Regions from separate parts of the Homo sapiens genome. Here region 1 is linked to region 2. A link is a loop called in an ENCODE intact Hi-C map of the cell type or tissue named here. Cell type or tissue: ascending aorta. All regions are shown on one strand. Each heading gives the region's core, and the rest is flanking DNA. Links, peaks and the distances in the headings are about the cores only.

Region 1 (6,673 bases), core at 1,892-4,391, 80 kb before region 2:
CTTCTTCTTGAGCAGCCCATTTATTTTTGTTCAGCTCTAATTGCAAGAAACAGCTTCTATTTTCCACACTGAAACCTCTCTCCCTGCGGTTTGTATCCACAGGTCCTAATTCTTCCTCTGGTTACAGGACAAGGACAATAATAATCTTTTCCTAGTAACAACTTTTCAACATACTTGAATAGTTAATATGGGCTGCTTCTCATTCTCTCTCCTGAAAACACAGGAAGATCTTTTCTTTCCTGTCGAAACTTCCCCAGTTCCGTGAATTATCCTTTGCGGGAGCGGGGTTCCTATCCCACACCATGGCGGATGCCCCCGCTTTGCGGGAGCGGGGTTCCTATCCCACACTGTTGCGGATGCCCCCCATTTGCGAGAGTGGGGTTCCTATCCCACACCATTGTGGATGCCCGCTGATGTGGTTGTTGCAAGCGTCCTCACAGCACGAAGCTAACATGTTTGGGACAGTGAGCCAGCCAGGTTCCCGGGAGGCCTCCTGCTTCCCTCGCCTGACTGCACTTACGCCTTCTCGGAGACTGACTTCTCCTTTGCTTCTTACCATGAGGCTGTCTTATCCACCAGCTCAGTGATTCCTGTCCTCCAAATTTACAACTGTGTTATCTGTACTCTACATGAAAACTTTAATTAACAAAGTCTTAGGTCACTTTTACATCCAAACTCTGATCAAATCTCGCTGCGCCCACTACCAATGCCACAGTTTCTCACTGGATTATTGGGGTTGCACCCGACTGCCTGCTTCAGCTCTTCCCCGTCCTCAGGACAGCACTGGGATGATGAGTGCCACGAGCCAGGTCACTTCACACCCCTGCCCTGCACCGCACAGTGGGGAGTGGAGGCTGTGGCCCTAGATGCCTGCACCCGCCTGCCACGCTTTTGGCCCCTTCCCCCTCCACTGGCCCCCAACCCCCAGCCCTGACGCCATGCCTGTAGTTGCGCCCCCAACACCCACGTCTCTTCCCTGGGTCCTCTTGTTTTCCTTGGCGCGTGACCGTGTCTCACACTCAATTATGTCTCTTACCACCCACTACAGAGAGTGGGACCGTTGTCTGGTTGGGTTCCTGTTGTTTCTCCCACACCCAGGACTGTGCCTAATGCACAGGAATAAAAAATATTAAATGAATAAGACAATCTGTGTGTCAGCAAAGATGACAAAAATACTGCTTATTTCTTGACTTGGTATTTAACTTTTCCCATATCTGCCCAACAAGACGGACTTCTGTGGCTGGAAAGCTTTCTCCCTGAACACTCAGCACTCCTGGCCCAGGTCCCACATGAAGGTCTAATAACCTAGTCCCACAAAAAGAGCAAAAGATGAGTGGAGGTTGTCAGTTTGACCGCAGCGAGAGGCAAATCAGGAAAGGGATGCATAAGCAGACCTCTGCCGAGCCCAGATGACTGGAATGTTCACAGTTGGTGGTTAGGAAAAGCTTCCTTGAGGAGAGGAGCGTTGGCTGAAATGCAGGGGAGGCGTAGGAGGGCATTCTGGGTGTGGAGGGCACTGTGTGGAAGAGGCAGAGAAGGGGTTACGTATTTAGGAGATAGAATTGCACACAGGCTGTGAAAGACGGGCATCAGCTCAGTCAAGACACAGGAGAAATCACAAGGTGGCCGCAGGGATGTAAAAGGTCACATCAAAGAGAGGTGGGACCCAAGAGTGTCTGTTGTTACAAATGCGTGTTTAGGAAGTGGACAGGGGTTTGCTGTGAGGCTTGCTTGGCAGCTCTGCAGGAGGAGGAGGAAGGAACGGCCTAGGCCTTTGGAATGTGCTTAGAGGCCCACAGCCAGGTCAGGGCGATCAATCCCAACAGGGCAGATGCAGAGGCTGCTGGTCAGTGCTGCTGGCTGGGCACAGAGGCGGGAAGAGCCAGGACCACAGAGCAGGGGAAGGAGATGAGGATTAACCCTGCATGGCCTGGGAGGAAAGTGGTCGACCACCCCCAGGGCAAGAACAATGCAGGAGAGGAGGCGCTCAGCACCCACAGTGCACCACCTTTGCCCACACAGCTCCTGAGCCAGGAGAAGACTCCTTAGTGGAGGAGAACACAATGTGAGTGACACAAAAGCTGTTAGAGACCGGGCAGATGCAGTGTCAGGAAGTCAAATGCAGAGTCTTCAAAGGAGGAAGCTGCCTGTGAAATGGTTTAGAACATGGCTCCTTTTTAAAATTGTCTTGTGTCCCCTATGAGATCTGGTATTCAGTCAAAGATAAGAGGCAGAGGATCTGTAATGCAGAAGGTTGTTCTTGAAGCTCTGTTTTGAAAGGATAGTGGCCAGAACGCGCTGCCTGTGTCCAGCGTCCCTGATTTGTCACAATGAGCAAGATCTCTGAGCATCGTCAATCTCTTTCTCTGCCCCAAGAAACTCAAGCTTGGTTAAAATAAGAAACATCTTCAAAAACATCTCTAGCTATCTCTTTTGTAATTCACTTTCTTTAGTATCATAATTAAGTTAAGATTTATATGTATGTGTTGGGAGCGCCTCTGGCTCTGGAAATTATGCCCATTGTTCATTACTATCAGCAAGCTGTGGTGTGTTTGCTTGCATGAAAAACATCACCATTGCTACTACTTAGAAAGGAGTCTAGTGCAAAATAAAGGGAAGTCTGCGTTTACAGTTTCTTAGGTAATGTGCTTCCATTACATTCGGTCTCATGTGGAAATTCAAATTGATCCATTAATGTGATTCTTGGGGCATATCCTCAATATGATATCGAAAAGATTTCTGATTAGCAGGTCACATAAGTTACATCTGACAAGTCTTGTCAGAACTCCGTCAGTACCAGTGACACACACTAGACCATACCACAGGCCACATTTTATCCCTGGAACACAGCTGTTACTCAGCAAAATGGTCAGATCTTAAAGTAAATATTAGCCTTATCCTCCACAAGTGATATTGTTAAGAGGTTTACTCTTGCAGTTTTATTGATGCTGCTTATTTTTTAAACAAACTTTTCTTTAACTCAAAGACAAACTTCAGCCAAGCCCGTCTATGTAGTACCCATTTCCAAATTAGTAGAGAATCAAAATTCACGAGGTTTATGTTCCACACAGTGAAGTTTAATGAGGAAGGGCCAAGTTCATCTGCAGCACGTCTGGATGAGCGCCCGGCCCCGCTGGGGCTCCAGGCACTGGCATTTCCTGTTGGCCCCAGCATCGGTCACAAGTGCAAGGTGGCAGCAGCCAGGGACTTCTTTAGAGAACATAGCCCCACGTAACTCCCTTTCACCATTGTTCTCCAAATTCTCCCATGCTTAAAACCACAGAGGGCTCATGGCAGAAGGCGAGGAATGGGCTCTTTCCTGCAGTTTCTGTGAGGCTGCTTCTGAAAGGCACTGGCTGGGTTTTAGCAAATCCTCATGATGGCAGGACCTGCCTAATCCCCAGGAGCATTTGGAGGATGCTGCCGTTGGGGGCCCCAGGCTCTGCTGGGAGGAGGGCAACGGCCTCACCCTTCCCCGGGTCAGGGACGAGGTCAGGGTCGGGGCTGGGGTCAGGGTCAGATTGGGATTGAGGTCGAGGTCGGGGTCGGGGTCAGGGTTGGGGTCACGGTTGAGGTCAGGTCGGGGTTGGGTCTGGGTCGGGTCGGGTTGGAGTCAGGGTTGAGGTTGAGGTTGGGTTGGGGTCAAGTTTGGGGTCAGGGTCAAGGTCAGGATTGGGTTGGGGTCAGGTTGGGGTCAGGGTTGAGGTTGAGGTCGGGTTGGGAGTCAAGGTTGGGGTCAGGGTCAAGGTTGGGATGGGGTCTGGGTTGGGTTGGGGTCAGGGTTGAGGTTGAGGTCGGGTTGGGGGTCAAGGTTGGGGTCAGGGTCAAGATGGGGATTGGGTCGGGTTGGGTCAGGGTCAGGGTTGAGGTTGGGTCGGGGGGTCAAGGTTGGGGTCAGGGTCAAGGTCGGGGTTGGGGTCGAGGTCGCATTGGGGTCAAAGGGGCTTGTGCACTTCTGTATCTTTGCATTTGCTTTTTATGTTCTGATTTGAAATGACTTAAAACGTATTATTTTGGCATTTTTCAAGCAACATTATGGTAAAATTTCTGGAGATGAGGTCTCCAGGCTCCCCTGGGCCATTAAATCATCTCGGCCTTGTCCCTCTTTTGGGTCTGCACAAGTCATGGGCATGGCAGGGCCCTTGGCTGGTGTCCAGGGCACTGGCCTCAGTGGGCAAACCTGGTGTGGGGGGAGGCGGACATGCAGTGGCCATAGGAGATGTTCTGTTCAGGCCCTGCCCAGGCACTGCAGACCTCGGACCTGTCCTGGGCCCTGGCACCACACACCCTCCTGCTCAGCACGGCCAGCTGCCTCCCCATGCCCTGCTCAGATGAATGCATGGGACTCCTTGGGAGACCGAGGTCAGAGTCACATCATATGTGGGAAGTATCTTGGGAAGGAGGAGCTGTGGAGGTGAGCAGCTGGGCCCTTCTGTGGCCCTGCAAGGCTGTAGAGGCCAGAGGGCATGGGCAGGTGCTGGCTTCGCCCGTGTGGGAGGCAGCCTTGGGGACGGGACTTCTCCCTGGCCTGTGTCCCCGGCGCCCCCTCCCATGCCAGCCATGACAGCCTCCATGCTTTCTCCCAGCCAAATCCTCCTAATGCTGGGCTCTGGAACGGCTGATCTGGTGGATTTTCAGGTGTTTATAATTTGTGAGTTATTGTGACCGTTTCTGGGGGTGAGGGCAGCTCCTTGCTAGTAAGCTGTCCTTTGTGGTCACGCCAACCTCAGGGAACCCTCCAAGGACGCTGTGTTCCTCAGGACACCCACAGTGAAGTGATGTCATGTGTGGACACAAAGGCGGCTGTGGGCCTGGAGAGCCCCTGTCGCACTTCTGCCGGGAGCTTTGCGCTTGGGGGTTTGTGTGAACGGAGGCTCGGGGTCAGAACTGATCATTTCTACACATCTATAAATCCATGAATGCCCCCACACTCTAGAACATAATTGACCGGGGCCAGGGTGGATCCAGAGATGAGACAGGTCTGGCCACCCAAACTGGGCCAGCTCCCTGTACGTGGGCTGTGGGAGGGTGAGCTGATTGAGTGTGGCCCAGAGTTGACAGCCTTGTCCCTCTCGTGTGCTCAGAGGGCTTCAGGCACCTGGAAAAAAGTGCACATGCCGTGCCATGCCTGCGGTGGGCCTGGCAGGCCCTTGGTGCACACGCTGTGCCACGACTGTGGTGGGCACGGCAGACTCTTGGCGGGGTCTGGGGTTTCCGCCAGATGCTGCTTCTTATTCTCAGGGGATGAGATAATTCTAGACAAGAGACTCTCCAGCTCTAAACAGAAATGTTTTCAACAGAGAGTCCTTTAAAAAAAAATCCTTTTGAAATATTGTTGATAAAAGCTGGCCATTCCTATTTTGAGACTTTACTGGCCAAAATGAAACAACAGGCAACCCTTTCAGACTTTTTATGTCTGTGAGACTCAGAAATCTGGCCACTAGTTGGCTGGCACTTCCTGGCAGGGGGCTGCTATGAAAGGGTCCCCAGCTCTGACCCAAGTATGAGCTGGGCCTGAGCAGGGCCTTCTTAAACGCTTTGTGCCTCGGTGACCAGCCATGCTCACGTGCGCATACACAGAATAGGTAGTATACACGGTCTGCAATGTCACTTTGCTTATTTTAGAGGAAGGAGATGACTGTTAGACCTTGTTTTCTATAGGAACAGGCAAAGGGGAGTTGACTGCGATGTTTAAATAGCACAGGTGGCCTGTGAGCCTCTGCACACCAGCCTTTCTGACTAGAAGCCCAGGGAGATGAGCTGACAGTGCTGTTCACAGGCGTTCCTGGGGAGAGTGCCAGGCCCAAGGGCAGTAGCTGGTGGGGGCAGAGCGGGGAACCTGGGCTCTGACGCAGGCACAGGCAGGGGTGTGGTCTTTAAAGAGCCCACAGGCTGCAGAAGGGGCCTCCTTGGTGATGAAACTTGACCTCCTGTGGAGGGAGGGCAGCCCTGGAATTTCTCTGACCTTTCTTTAGGCACCAAAGACTGTAAACAGTCTCTGCCCCGGGGCCTGACATGACCAGTCTCTGACCTCAGGGTTTATTTTATTAAAAATAATTCTTGAAAACTCTCCATTTCAACCGTTGCCCGAGCCACGTGTTGAGGATGACGGCATCGCGTTCTTTCTGCCCAGGGTGCGGAGGAGGGGCCGCCCCCGGGCGGTGGGAAGGGGGGCTGTCCCCAGACACCTCAAGGCCTGCGGAGTGTGGACGTTAAAGTTCACAGTCCCTCCAAGGATCAAGGGTTCATTTTGAGAGGGAGCAGGGACTCCCTTGTTAGAGGCCTGCAGTCCTCCAGCCCCCTGCAAAGAGTTCCTTCAAGGGGAAGCCAGCTCGCCTGTAAATGAACAACCTGATAAGCAAGAAGGTTACGGGCAGCCCAAGTCAGCAGCCAGGGGAGTGAGTCCAGAGATTTTTGTTTCTCTGTAGACTCTAAAGATCCCATCTTCACACATGTCCCCGAGCTGCCTTTCAGAAGCCCAGACCCCACTGCGGACCCCCACGAAGAGACCTTAGATGGGGGGAACGGGAGGCTGACCTCTGATCACTGTTCTTTGGGTCTAAATTTCTTCTTGAGGGGCTTGGAGGGAGCCACACCCCTGAGTCGGTTAACAATTTCTCTGCCGACCCCAATTTTTAAACAAAGCTGCTCTTCCTTAACCAACTACAAATCA
Region 2 (6,673 bases), core at 2,728-5,227:
TGGGAATAGCCTCAGGCCTCGGCTCCTCATCTGTGGAATGGGAATAGCCTCAGGCCTCGGCTCCTCATCTGTGGAATGGGAATAGCCTCAGGCCTCGGCTCCTCATCTGTGGAATGGGAATAGCCTCAGGCCTCGGCTCCTCATCTGTGGAATGGGAATAGCCTCAGGCCTCGGCTCCTCATCTGTGGAATGGGAATAGCCTCAGGCCTCGGCTCCTCATCTGTGGAATGGGAATAGCCTCAGGCCTCGGCTCCTCATCTGTGGAATGGGAATAGCCTCAGGCCTCGGCTCCTCATCTGTGGAATGGGAATAGCCTCAGGCCTCGGCTCCTCATCTGTGGAATGGGAATAGCCTCAGGCCTCGGCTCCTCATCTGTGGAATGGGAATAGCCTCAGGCCTCGGCTCCTCATCTGTGGAATGGGAATAGCCTCAGGCCTCGGCTCCTCATCTGTGGAATGGGAATAGCCTCAGGCCTCGGCTCCTCATCTGTGGAATGGGAATAGCCTCAGGCCTCGGCTCCTCATCTGTGGAATGGGAATAGTTCTTGTCTGGCAGTGTTGCGCATTAAATTTAGAATTTCATGTAAAGTGCTTAGAGCACAGTAAGCCCTTAACAACAACTATTATTATCATTATAACTAATATTATTAGCACATGCTAGATGTTCAATACATATTAGTGATTTCTGTCAGCAAGGAAACCTGAGACAAGTCTTTACATGCTTTACAACTCAGGTTTCTCCACTTGTAAAACAACAACAACAACAACAGCAAAAACCTGTCCCAATGTCACAAAAAGTGCACGGGACCCTAACAACTAATACCTCACTGGCTGTACACTGCATACAGGATGGCAGGAGGAGGCAGCATTTCTGTGAGAACAAGGCATTCCACATCTAGAAGATGCTGTGATTAGCAAGGATCACTGTGGGGAAGGGAGAAGTTACACGTGGAGAGAAAAGAAGAGCAAATCAGGACTTAAAAAATTACTGTGGATGAAAGGGGATGGCAAATCAAAAGCAAGGCAGGCACCAAAGGAGACACTTAGCACAGACATGCTGGGATCACGCACAGGGGCCACCTCTTGTGACCATCACAATCCCCGGTGACCTCAGCACAGACACGCTGGGACCACACACAGGGGCCACCTCTTGTGACCATCACAATCCCCGGTGACCTCAGCACAGACACGCTGGGACCACACACAGGGGCCACCTCTTATGACCATCACAATCCCCAGTGCCCTCAGCAGAGACACACTGGGATCACGCACAGGGGCCACCTCTTGTGACTATCACAATCCCCAGTGACCTCAGCACAGACATGCTGGGACCACGCACAGGGGCCACCTCCTGCGACCACTGCAATCCCCAGTGACCTCGGCACAGACACGCTGGGACCCACGCACAGGGGCCACCTCTTGTGACCATCACAATCCCCGGTGACCTCAGCAGAGACACACTGGGATCACGCACAGGGGCCACCTATTGTGACTATCACAATCCCCGGTGACCTCAGCACAGACACGCTGGGATCACGCACAGGGGCCACCTCCTGCGACCATTGCAATCCCCGGTGACCTCAGCACAGACACGCTGGGACCACGCACAGGGGCCACCTCTTGTGACCATCACAATCCCCGGTGACCTCAGCACAGACACGCTGGGACCACACACAGAGGCCACCTCTTATGACCATCACAATCCCCAGTGCCCTCAGCAGAGACACACTGGGATCACGCACAGGGGCCACCTCTTGTGACTATCACAATCCCCAGTGACCTCAGCACAGACATGCTGGGACCACGCACAGGGGCCACCTCCTGCGACCACTGCAATCCCCAGTGACCTCGGCACAGACACGCTGGGACCCACGCACAGGGGCCACCTCTTGTGACCATCACAATCCCCGGTGACCTCAGCAGAGACACACTGGGATCACGCACAGGGGCCACCTATTGTGACTATCACAATCCCCGGTGACCTCAGCACAGACACGCTGGGATCACGCACAGGGGCCACCTCCTGCGACCATTGCAATCCCCGGTGACCTCAGCACAGACACGCTGGGACCACGCACAGGGGCCACCTCTTGTGACCATCACAATCTCTGGTGACCTCAGCACAGACACGCTGTGATCACACACAGAGGCCACTTCCTGTGACCATTTTACCAAACCGGTAAAGCCTGGATTCCTTGGGAACCTACTTTGCCCCAGGAGCTCCGTAGAAGCATCGAATTGTGGTTTACGGAACTGGAGCAACACAAGTGAGGTTAATAGAGGGCTTTGCGCATGAAGCAGAAGATAAGCGCTGATGTCTCGACTGCTCGTGGGAATCCCCTGCTCATGGATGAGTCTGCGGCTGCCCCTTCTGAGCCGTGTCCCTGTATGGTAAAGTGTGGTCATGCAGCGCCTTATCCCATGGATGGCTGGGGGACTGAATGAGCTAGTCCATGCAGAGTTCAGCATGGTGCCAGGTGCTCTGTGAACGCTCAATAATTTATGCTATTTGGTGTGATATGATGATGAAAGGAATTTTTATAACGGAAGGGATGTGAAAGGTTGTGTAATCCCACAACTGCAGCCCTCCTTGCCTGCTTTGCACATGCCTGCCTCGCAGGGGGCCCAGGGAAAGCCCCGCCCTGCACGTCACTCCTCACACAGTCCGGTTCCCCCATCAGCAATAGCAGTGGGGGAACGAGGGGCCATGAGACCTGCCTGGCCTCCTCCTGTGGTTCCCGGGACGCGAGCACTGGTCGGTGCCACAGGAGGAGGCTGGAATACTCAGAGCTGCGGCTGGGAGCCTGCCTGGCCCTGAAGGCTGCTTCCTAGTCAGCTGGGCCTGGACCTGTCCTCCTTCCACGGGCCTGAGCAACCGCAGTTAGAAAAGCCACCTGGGCCAGGGGCAGGGGCTCATGCCTGTAATCCCAACACTTTGGGAGGCTGAGGCGGGCAGATCGCCTGAGGCCAGGAGTCTCTACTAAAAATACAAAAATTGGCCAGGCTGGTGGCGCACGTCTGTAGTCCCAGCTACTCTGGAGGCTGAGGCACGAGAATCGCTTGAACCTGGGAGGCGGAGGTTGCAGTGAGCCAAGATTATGCCGCTGAACTCCTGGGCAGCGGTTAGTCCCTCAGAAAACGGAGGTGAGAACCTCCCAGGGCTTTCCTGTGAAGACAGAGTCAGAGGCTGACGTGAGGGCTTCCCACCTGCACAGACTGCCCACCTCCGCCTGAGCTGTGGACTCTGCAGGCTGAGCCTGTTTTAAGCAAAAGGACACAGCAATGGACGGCTGGGGCCCAGAGCGAAATTGGCGAATCTGACACTCATGAAGCCGAGAGCACCAGGTGTGACAGGAGCGGGTCTTACCCTGTCCCCTCCAGATGGGCCCAGCCACCATGTTCTAATCTGAGGTCAGGAGGAGGGGACAGCGACCTGAGTACCCCATTTATCCTCTCCTCTGGGATTTTCTCCTCAAGATGACAGGGTGAGGAGGGGTTCTGGGTTCTGGTCTGGCACTGCCCTTTGAGATATTTATCTTCAAATATTCATTTCCTTTCCCATTTTAAACTGAAGAGTCTTGACTCATTCCAAATTGTACAGCCTCTGGCATCAAAATAACTTGAACCAGATCACCAAAATAACCTCCTTCCATGGGCAATTTCGGGATGCTTTTTGGCAGGAGGCTGTTTTCTTTTCTTTTCTTTTTTTTTTTTTTTTTTGAGACTGAGTCTCGCTGTGTTGCCCAGGCTGGAGTGCAGTGGTGCAATCTTGGCTCGCTGCAAGCTCCGCCTCCCGGGTTCGGCTGTTCTCAGAGATTTGTGTGTCTGCCAGAGGGAGGTGGTCGGTGTTTGCAACGTGGCTTTCTGCTTGGAAGGACTGTGGCTCCGTGTCTCAGAGTTCTGGGCCTTGGGTGTCTCATGGGCCTGGTGCTGGGCAGCAGCGTGGAGCTGCCAGCAAGAGCAGCCTCCCTTCTGCTCTCAAGACTCAGGCCTTGGGAACAAGGCTGTGACTGTTGTTACCCACACACGCATGTGAGTGTGCAGCCTCTCCGGGGAGAGTGGGTGACCTGGGGGAGTCAAGGCAGGTGGAACAAGCCATCCACTTCTGCACTGGTGCCGTCCACTCAGAGAACCCGTCTAGCAGCGGAGATGCTGCTCCCAAGCTGAGAGATGTGGTCCTGCGGGGGCTGGTGGGGGCAGAAGACATTTCCTCAAGACACTGGCAGTTACTGGAGGAAGGTGAGAGGTAAACGTCATTATATTTTTAAAAACACTGTAGACTTTGAGAACTTTGTGTGCTCATTTACTTTTCCTTAGGTTGAGACTGAAAACGTCAACACAGGAGGCTGGTCTCGTCCATCTTCTCAGAGGTCATCCTTCAGGGAAATGGGAAACTCAGACCAACCGTGTTTTAAGAAGCGTCCTTTAGTAGAAGTCAGGGCAGGCACCGCGGCTCCACGCTTACTTTCGAGGGTGCTGGCGGGTGTGGCTGGAGCTCACTCTCACTGCCGGAAGTGAGGAGCCTCTCCAACTCACTCAGGGGAGATTTTTAAAAATAGTCTTATTTCTCACAAAAATAACCACTTCCCTGGGCTGAAAACTCCCCTGGAGTCTGTCAGTGCAGAGCAGCGCTGGGCTCAGGATCCGAGATGGGAGCGAGGAGCTGTTCCACCCACAACAAGCAGGTGCCCACAGCGTCCCTGGGTCCAGACATGGAAGACCCCACAGCGTCCCTGGGTTCGGAGATGGGAGACCCCGCAGCGTCCCTGGGTCCGGACATGGGAGACCCCGCAGCGTCCCTGGGTCCGGAGATGGGAGACCCCGCAGCGTCCCTGGGTCCGGACAGGGGAGAGGCCCTGCAGCGTCCCTGGGTCCGGACATGGGAGAGGCCCCGCAGTGTCCCTGAGTCTCCTGGACAGCGGCCACCCCATGCCCAGTGCTGACGGGCGCCCCTCGTGACTCCCTCTTTCAGGGCTGGTGGTCATGTCTGCGTGATGGAAAGGGAGCAGGAAGCTGAAGGGTAGGATGGGGAACAGGCTCACATCTGTGATGGGAAAGTCTGCCTTGACCTCTCAAGGAAAGGCTCAATTTTTAGGGGAATGATTTCCAAATCATTTAAGAGGCCCCAAGAGGAGAGATGCAGAGGAGGGGATGGTCTCTCACTGCAGCCCTGGTCTCATTCTCCACAGGGGAGGCTCCTCCCCTCTGCTCCATCCCCATGGGAGCCAGGGCCTCGCCTCTGCCATCTGGGATGTGAAACCTGTGGCTTCACTTCCAGACTCAGCAGAGGAAGAGGCCACGGGGTCTCTGATGAGCACGTGGAATCTTGCCCCTTAAATCTTGCTGTCTGAGGAATGGGGACATCATTTAGACACAGGCCAGAGAGTGCCCAAGGCCCAAGGAAAGTTGAGCCCATGGCTGCTTCTGACATCAGCCACTAGCTAAGCTCAGCCCTCAGGAGCCCTTGGAGCCCCTGACCCGTCAGCCAGGGCTGGCACTCAGGAACCAGAGCTGCTGGGAGGCCCAGGTCGTGGCCACGTGCACAGGCACCGGAGACATCCTTGGGTGGCCTCCTGTTCCTCCTCTGAATAAGGGCTGGTTTCCCAGAGAAGAGTGTGCACTGCTGTTACCCCAAGTGAGCCTGCGGTGATAATTGCAGTGTGATTTTGCAGCTTCTTTGCAGGGTGGCATCCGGCTCTGGTGGTGACGTTTTAAAGACGAAGATCCTGCGTGTACACGGCTGTGAGGCAGACAGCCCGTAATCAGTGCGACTCCATGCCGTGCCACACACCTTATTTTAAGCCACGTGTTTCCTTTATGGTATGTCCAAGTTAGAGGGAGAACTTATTTTCTTTTAAAATCCAAACATGACATTTCTGAAGTATAGAAACAGAGACATTTGGAGCTTTTTATCCCATTGAGACCTAGTTCATGCACAGAGTTTAGGATTAAAAAAGGCAACTGACCTAGGAAGTGGGGGCCTTTGCTTTGCTAGCAAATATTTGTACTTTGCTTTAAAACATGTGCCTGGCAGATCTCCTGAACCTAGTCCCAAGGAGACATCAGATAGACCCCAGCAAAGCCACTTCGTGAAATGAGAGGGCTGAGGTCTCTGAGGGCATCACGGCCACAAAGATGGAGAGGGGCTAGGGAGAGTTCCAGATTAAAGCCGGGGAGCCACCACAACCACACACAGCGCACTATCCTGGCCTGGAGTCTATGAAATCGGAGCCGAGACAGCAAATCATATGACAGCATTAGTGAAAATGGGACATTTCCTAAATTTGATGACACTACTGAAGAGATTTAAGAGACCAGCCCTGCTTTTAGGGGATTCCTAACATTTAAGGGGTGAAAAGGCGTGTGTGCAAGTGACTGTGTGCTGCACACACCCAGTGTGAGGGCCGGGCAAATGCTCACAGCCGGTGACAGGGCTCACAGTCGGGGAACCTGGCCCTGTTCTTGCAACTAACTTCAAAACAGCTGCTAAGAAAGATACAGCAGAGAGAATGTGACAACTGAGTTTCCTCTTTGTACTGACAAAGTCTGGGGTTCAAAGGCAAAGCACGTATAAATTTAAGTGGTTTTTTTAGTACTTAAAATTTGATTTTTGTAAATATAAAACCAATATATTCTTATTTTTGAAAAAGCAGAAAATAGAGCAAAAGGACTAT

What was found. Hi-C counts contacts between places; a loop is a spot of excess contacts. Peaks named below come from ENCODE experiments on the same cell type or tissue, not always from the same donor. Only the 100,000 strongest peaks of a DNase experiment are listed, where the experiment ranks them.
Region 1: it touches region 2 in a loop (4-fold over the local background); 6 of 110 quality-filtered maps call a loop at or near these places.

Annotation. Positions count from the first base shown.
Region 1 is chr7:159,009,723-159,016,395 of GRCh38, forward strand. All of the region lies in intron 1 of LINC00689 (long intergenic non-protein coding RNA 689), which reads left to right. Among named protein-coding and RNA genes, the nearest start is that of LINC00689, 4.7 kb to the left of the region's middle. RefSeq lists enhancers at 3,990-4,619, 5,588-6,117, 5,878-6,506. In ascending aorta, for the core only: no CTCF peak of the experiment used is centred there; a DNase peak (open chromatin) is centred at 3,169; H3K27ac peaks cover 2,500 bases.
Region 2 is chr7:159,088,950-159,095,622 of GRCh38, forward strand. The region is part of intron 4 of VIPR2 (vasoactive intestinal peptide receptor 2); the gene reads right to left. Among named protein-coding and RNA genes, the nearest start is that of VIPR2, 53 kb to the right of the region's middle. In ascending aorta, for the core only: no CTCF peak of the experiment used is centred there; DNase peaks (open chromatin) are centred at 3,362, 3,842, 4,682 and 4,752; H3K4me3 peaks cover 1,487 bases; H3K27ac peaks cover 2,500 bases.